2 separate regions of the Homo sapiens genome follow, and region 1 is linked to region 2. Evidence: read pairs that join two places in POLR2A ChIA-PET (ENCODE). Cell type or tissue: Caco-2. All regions are shown on one strand. Each heading gives the region's core, and the rest is flanking DNA. Links, peaks and the distances in the headings are about the cores only.

Region 1 (2,911 bases), core at 303-2,802, 80 kb before region 2:
TCTCCAACTCCTGACCTCAAGTAATCCGCCTGCCTTGGCCTCCCAAAGTGCTGGGATTACAGGCGTGAGCCACCATGCCCAGCCCAAATAATTGTTTTAAAAGGCCAGGCTGGTGGCTCATATCTGGAATCCCAGCACTTTGGGAGGCTGTGGTAGGAAGATCACTTGAGCCCAGGAGCCCGGGATTCCCAGGCTGTAGTGAGCTATGATCGGGCCACTGCACTCCAGTCTGGACGACAGAGCCTACCCCCATCCCTGCCCCCCGAAAAAGTTATTCCTATAAAGACCCAAGGGCCCAATCTTTGTTTCATGGTACCTTTGTTCTTTATTTCTTACTACTTATTCATTTTTAAATATTCTGAATAGTCAAAGTCAAGATGTAGCTGACTTTGAAATGCTTCCCTGCCAGGTGCAATGACTCACACCTGTAATCCCAGCATTTTGGGAGGCTGAGGCAGGAGAATTGCTTTAGCTCAGGAGTTCAAGACCAGCCTGGGCAACATAGCGAGATCCCTGTCTCTACAAAAAAATGACAAAGTTAGCTGGGCATGATGGTGCACACCTGTAATCCCAGCTACTTGGGAGGTTGAAGTGAGAGGGATCACTGGACCCCAGGAGTTTGAGACTGCAGTGAGCCATGATCACACCACTGCACTCCACCCTGGGTAACAGAGTGAGACCCTGTCTCAATCAATCAATGAATCAACATTTTAAATATGAAACATTTTCCACATTCTTCAACATGTCCTAGGGCAGTCCTTGTTCCCTTTCCCTAGGACAGCTCATTTTTGAATTTTAGAAGCAATGCTAAAGGGAAAATGTGTCTGTGTGTTTTTTTTTTTTGTTGTTGTTGTTGTTTGTTTTTGTTTTTTTTGAGACAGAATCTCACTCTGTTGCCCAGGCTGGAGTGCAGCGGCATGATCTTGGCTCACTGCAACCTCCACCTCCTGGGTTCAAGCCATCCTCCTGCCTCAGCCTCCCTAGTAGGTGGGACTACAGGCATGCGCCACCATGCCTGGCTAATTTTTGTATTTTAAGTAGAGATGGGGTTTCACCATGTTGGCCAGGCTGGTCTTGGACTCTTGATCTCGTGATCTGCCCGCCTCAGCCTCCCAAAGTGCTGGGATTACAGGCGTGAGCCACTGAGCCCGGCCGGGAAAATGTGTTTTAAGTTTCAGTTAGGCCAGGTGCAGTGGCTCACGCCTGTAATCCCAGCATGTTGGGAGGCCTGTAAGAAATAAAGAGGAAAGAAACACAAAAGTTGGCTTGCCAGTCAACACAGGTTTATTTTAGAGAAAACAAACCTGAGAGGAGTATTCCAGGCAAGTTGAGTCAGAGGCAAACTCTCTTACAGACTAAGAGGTTTTTTTGTTTTTGGGTTGTTTGTTTGTTTCTTGTTTTTGTTTTGAGACAGAGTTTCGCTCTTGTTGCCCAGGCTGGAGTGCAATGACGTGATCTCGGCTCACTGCGACCTCTGCCTCCCAGGTTCAAGCTATTCTCCTGCCTCAGCCTCCTGAGTAGCTGGGATTACAGGCATGTGCCACCATGCCCGGCTAATTTTTGTATTTTTTAGTAGAGACGGGGTTTCACCATGTTGGCCAGGCTGGTCTCGAACCTCGTGATCTGCCCACCTCAGTCTCCCAAAATACTGGGATTACAGGCATGAGCCACCGAGCTCAGCCCAGACTAAGAGTTTTAAGGATTCAGGGTGGGAGAGTTTATCAGAGGCTTGGACTGCTTCTGTGTCTCTTTGTTGTGCTTATCTGGGAGGGAGAGTTGCGTGTCTGTCCCCATACATCTTCTTGCAGCTGCAGGCATACCCGCCCCCCAAAAACCCCCACCGGGAGTCTGCCTTTGGCTTCCCTGTTTCAGTGCACCTGAAGGGAAAGGAATGTGCTTATTAAGTAAGGCCCCACTGTTTTACTGGGGCCCATTGTATGAGGGTGAAGTTTGGCAATTACCCAACAGACTTTCCCCCTATTTCCCTCTGTGCCCGAGCTGTCTTATCTGTGTTTTACTGCCTGCTCTTTCTGGCTGCTTGTAGTTAGAAGATAAGTGATATCCTTGAAATGTAAGAGGCTAGAGAGGGAGCTGGAACTTAAAGTGGTGGGGTTTGTCCAAGATGACAGTGCTTCTGCTCTGTCATTCCAGACCCTATAGTTGTAAAAGGACAAGGGGCGACGTGTTCTTTCTGGCTACTTCCTGCTGTTGTGGGGTGGAGGGGAGACACGGAGAGTTTTTTGGTCTTGGATTGCCTGCAGGAGCAATATTGTGTGTAGATGTTTTGGTAGTTGTCTACGAAATGGCCATAAAGGGTAAAAACATTAGTCCTAGGCTTTTCAGCAGCGTTTTTTTTTTTTTTTTTCTTTTGAGACGGAGTCTCGCTCTGTCGCCTAGGCTGGTGTGCAGTGGCGCGATCTCAGCTCATTGCAAGCTCCACCTCCCAGGTTCATGCCATTCTCCTGCCCCAGCCTCCCAAGTAGCTGGGACTACAGGCACGCGCCACCACGCCCGGCTAATTTTTTGTATTTTTAGCAGAGACGGGGCTTCACTGTCTTAGCCAGGATGGTCTTGATCTCCTGATCTCGTGATCCGTCTGCCTCGGCCTCCCAAAGTGTTGGAATTACAGGCGTGAGCCACTGCGCCTGGCCTTCAGCAGCGTTTCTTATTAGGCCTAATTGGTTGAGACAGAATCAACATTTTTTTCCCAATGACAGGCAGAGGCGCATGTTTGGGAAGACCCATGTGTTATTTGTTTGTTAGCAACTGTTATTCCTGGTATGAGGATAATAACTAAGCCAAATGCTACGGTAATTGAGACTCTGTGTCCGATATTCCACCCTGAGGGTACTACAGTATATAGTCCTTCTGCAAATAGTAGACTAAAGCAATTCCCATGAGGGTGGCATAG
Region 2 (2,911 bases), core at 271-2,770:
ACTTAAGTGTTCAAGGGAGCCGTGGGCAGGCCGCAGCACCGCCTGGGCCGAGGACACAGCCTCTCCAGCACCCACAGAGCGGCGATTGAGTCAGAAGGAGTCAGGAGGTCGAGTGACCATGGCAGCCACCGTGAATTCAGCCCCCGTGGCTGTCCCTCTAGGGCCCCTGCCCTCCCACCCCTCTAATCTCACCTTCGCAGAAGAAGCCATCCCCGGCAAAGCCCTGGCGGCAGGTGCAGCGGTAGGAGCCAGGGACATTGAGACAGTCACCTCTTGGGCTGCACCGGTGCTCCTGGGAGACGCATTCATCCAGGTCTGCAGGAGATGGAGCCCAGACCCCCCACCCCATGGTGTGTGCATTGGGTGGGCGCAGAAGGGAGAAAGACCCATCAACCCTCCAACCCTGACTGCCCCCCTGCAGACACTCCCGGATCCCACCCTCCCACTGCCTTGCCCCCCACCGCCTTGCCCCCCACCTACCTCTACTGCTTTGCCCCCACTCCCTGCCCCCAGGTACTCACCGTGACATTCGAAGCCATCCCCCACCCAGCCTGGCAGGCACCTACAGCTGAAACTCCCCGGGATGTTGAGACAGGAGGCGTGACTGTCACAGTTGTGTCCTCCAACCTCGCATTCATCCACATCTAAAGGGAGAGGAGGCACGACGCCAAGACCCAGTCACAGAAGGAAAGACTCGATGCAATAGCAGCGGAAAGGGCAGGGACTCTTCCTCTCTAGGGGAGAGCTGGCCCAGAAAGCCTCCTCCCATTCACCTGGGGAGCTTCCATCTTTACCCAGAGCCCAAGAGGAAAACCCCGAAACCCAACAGACATGACTCTCAGCAGCCCTCAGAAATGGCCTGAAATAGCAGCATGAAAGACTTGGGGTAGATATTAAGAGTGACTGTCCAGCCGGGTGCGGTGGCTCACGCCTGTAATCCCAGCACTTTGGGAGGCCGAGGCGGGTGGATCACGAGGTCAGGAGATCGAGACCATCCTGGCTAATGCGGTGAAACCCTGTCTCTACTAAAAATACAAAAAAAAAATTAGCCAGGCGTGGTGGCAGGTGCCTGTAGTCCCAGCTACTCAGGACGCTGAGGCAGGAGAATGGCGTGAACCCGAGAGGCGGAGCTTGCAGTGAGCAGAGGTTGTGCCACTGCACTCTAGCCTGGGCGACAGAGTGAGACTCCGTCTCAAAAAAATAAATAAATAAAAAAATAAAAAAGTGACTGTCCGTATGAACACGCCCCTTTTCCAAGCCAGGATTTCCCTGTCCACCAGCATTTCCAATCCAGAGTCAATTATGCCTCACCCTTATGATCTCTGCCATGTTAAACCTTGGTGAGCTGCTGTTACTAAACATTTCTTTCCCACACTTCTGTTTTCCCTGACATAAATTGTGTTTTAAAAGACAATTTTGGATCAACATCAACAACCTCTAAGAAGTCATAGGCTTGATGCTCTGTTATGTAACACTTGTTTCTAATACACATTAAAATAACCATGTAACTGGAGTGGATAGAATTGTGTCCCCTTAAAAGGTATGCTCAAGTCCTAAACCCTGAAACTGGTGAATGTGACCTTATTTGGAAACAGGGTCTTCGTAGATGTAACTAAGTTAAGATGAGGTCATCCCGGATTAGTGTAGGCTCCCATCCAGTGATGAGTGTTCTTTTGAGAAGGCTGTGTAGCCAGATGCAATGGCTTACACCTGTAATCCCAACTACTTGGGAGGCCAAGGTGGGAGGATCGCTTGAGGCAAGGAGTTTGAGACGAGGTTGGGCAACATAGTGAGAACCTGTTTCTACAAAAACACTTTTTTTTCCCCCTGAGGCATGGTTTCACTCTGTCACCCAGGCTGGAGTGCAGTGCAATGGTGCAATCATAGCTCACTGCAGCCTGGATCTCCTGGTCTTAAGCAATCCTCAGCCTCTTGAGTAGCTAAGACTACAGGTGAGCGCCAGCATGCCTGGCTATTTTTTAAAATTTTTATCTCAAACACCTGAGCTCAAGAATCCTTCCACCTCAATCTCCCAAAGTGCTGGCATTACAGAAATGAGTCACCATGCCTGATCAACAAACACTTTTTTAAAAATTAGCCCAGCTTGGTGGCATGCACCTGTAGTCCCAGATACTCAGGAGGCTGAGGCTGGGAGGATTGCTTGAACCCAGGAGTTTAAGGCTATGAACTAGTTCATGAGCTATGATCACACCACTGCACTATAGCCTGGGCGACACAGCGAGACCTCATCTTTACAAATTAGATACTACTGGGTGCAGTGACTCGTGCCTGTAATCCCAACAAATTGGGAGGCCGAGGCAAGAGGATTACTTGAGTCCAGGAGTTCAAGACCAACCCGGGCGACATAGTAAAACACTATCTCTACAAAAAAAAAAAAAAAAATTAGCTGAGTGTGGCGGCACGTGTGGGAGGCTGAGGTGGGAAGATCACCTGAGCCTGGAGAGGTGGAGGCTGCAGTGAGCTATGATTGTGTCACTGCACTCCAGCCTGGGAGACAGAGTGAGACACTATCTCACAAAAATAAATAAATAATAAATAAAATGTAAAACATGAAAAATAAAAAAAAATAGATACACAGAGAGAAGAAGGCCGTGTGAAGATGGAGACAGAGACTGGAATGACACATCTACAAGCTGAGGAACAGCAAGGAGGCATGGAACACTTTCTGCCTCTGAGCCCCCAAGAAGGTACTAACCCTGTAGACACCTTGATTTCAGACTTCTGGCTTCCAGAACTATTATTCTAGAAGGAGAATCAATTTCTTTTTAATTAAAAAAAAGTTTGTTTTTTTGAGATGGAGTCTTGCTCTGTGGCCCAAGCTGGAGTGCAGTGGTGTGATCTTGGCTCACTGCAACCTCCGCCTCCTGGATTCAAGTGATGCTCCTGCCTC

The links. Peaks named below come from ENCODE experiments on the same cell type or tissue, not always from the same donor. Only the 100,000 strongest peaks of a DNase experiment are listed, where the experiment ranks them.
Region 1: POLR2A ChIA-PET joins it to region 2 with 8 read pairs; 3 of 35 experiments call an interaction of 5 or more read pairs at or near these places.

What each region holds. Positions count from the first base shown.
Region 1 is chr19:8,031,550-8,034,460 of GRCh38, forward strand. No RefSeq gene overlaps it. Among named protein-coding and RNA genes, the nearest start is that of CCL25, 20 kb to the right of the region's middle. In Caco-2, for the core only: no CTCF peak of the experiment used is centred there; DNase peaks (open chromatin) are centred at 1,842 and 2,442.
Region 2 is chr19:8,111,456-8,114,366 of GRCh38, forward strand. FBN3 (fibrillin 3) reads right to left here. Exons shown (of 64, transcript NM_032447.5): 31 at 522-644; 32 at 193-315. Among named protein-coding and RNA genes, the nearest start is that of FBN3, 37 kb to the right of the region's middle. In Caco-2, for the core only: no CTCF peak of the experiment used is centred there; a DNase peak (open chromatin) is centred at 1,826.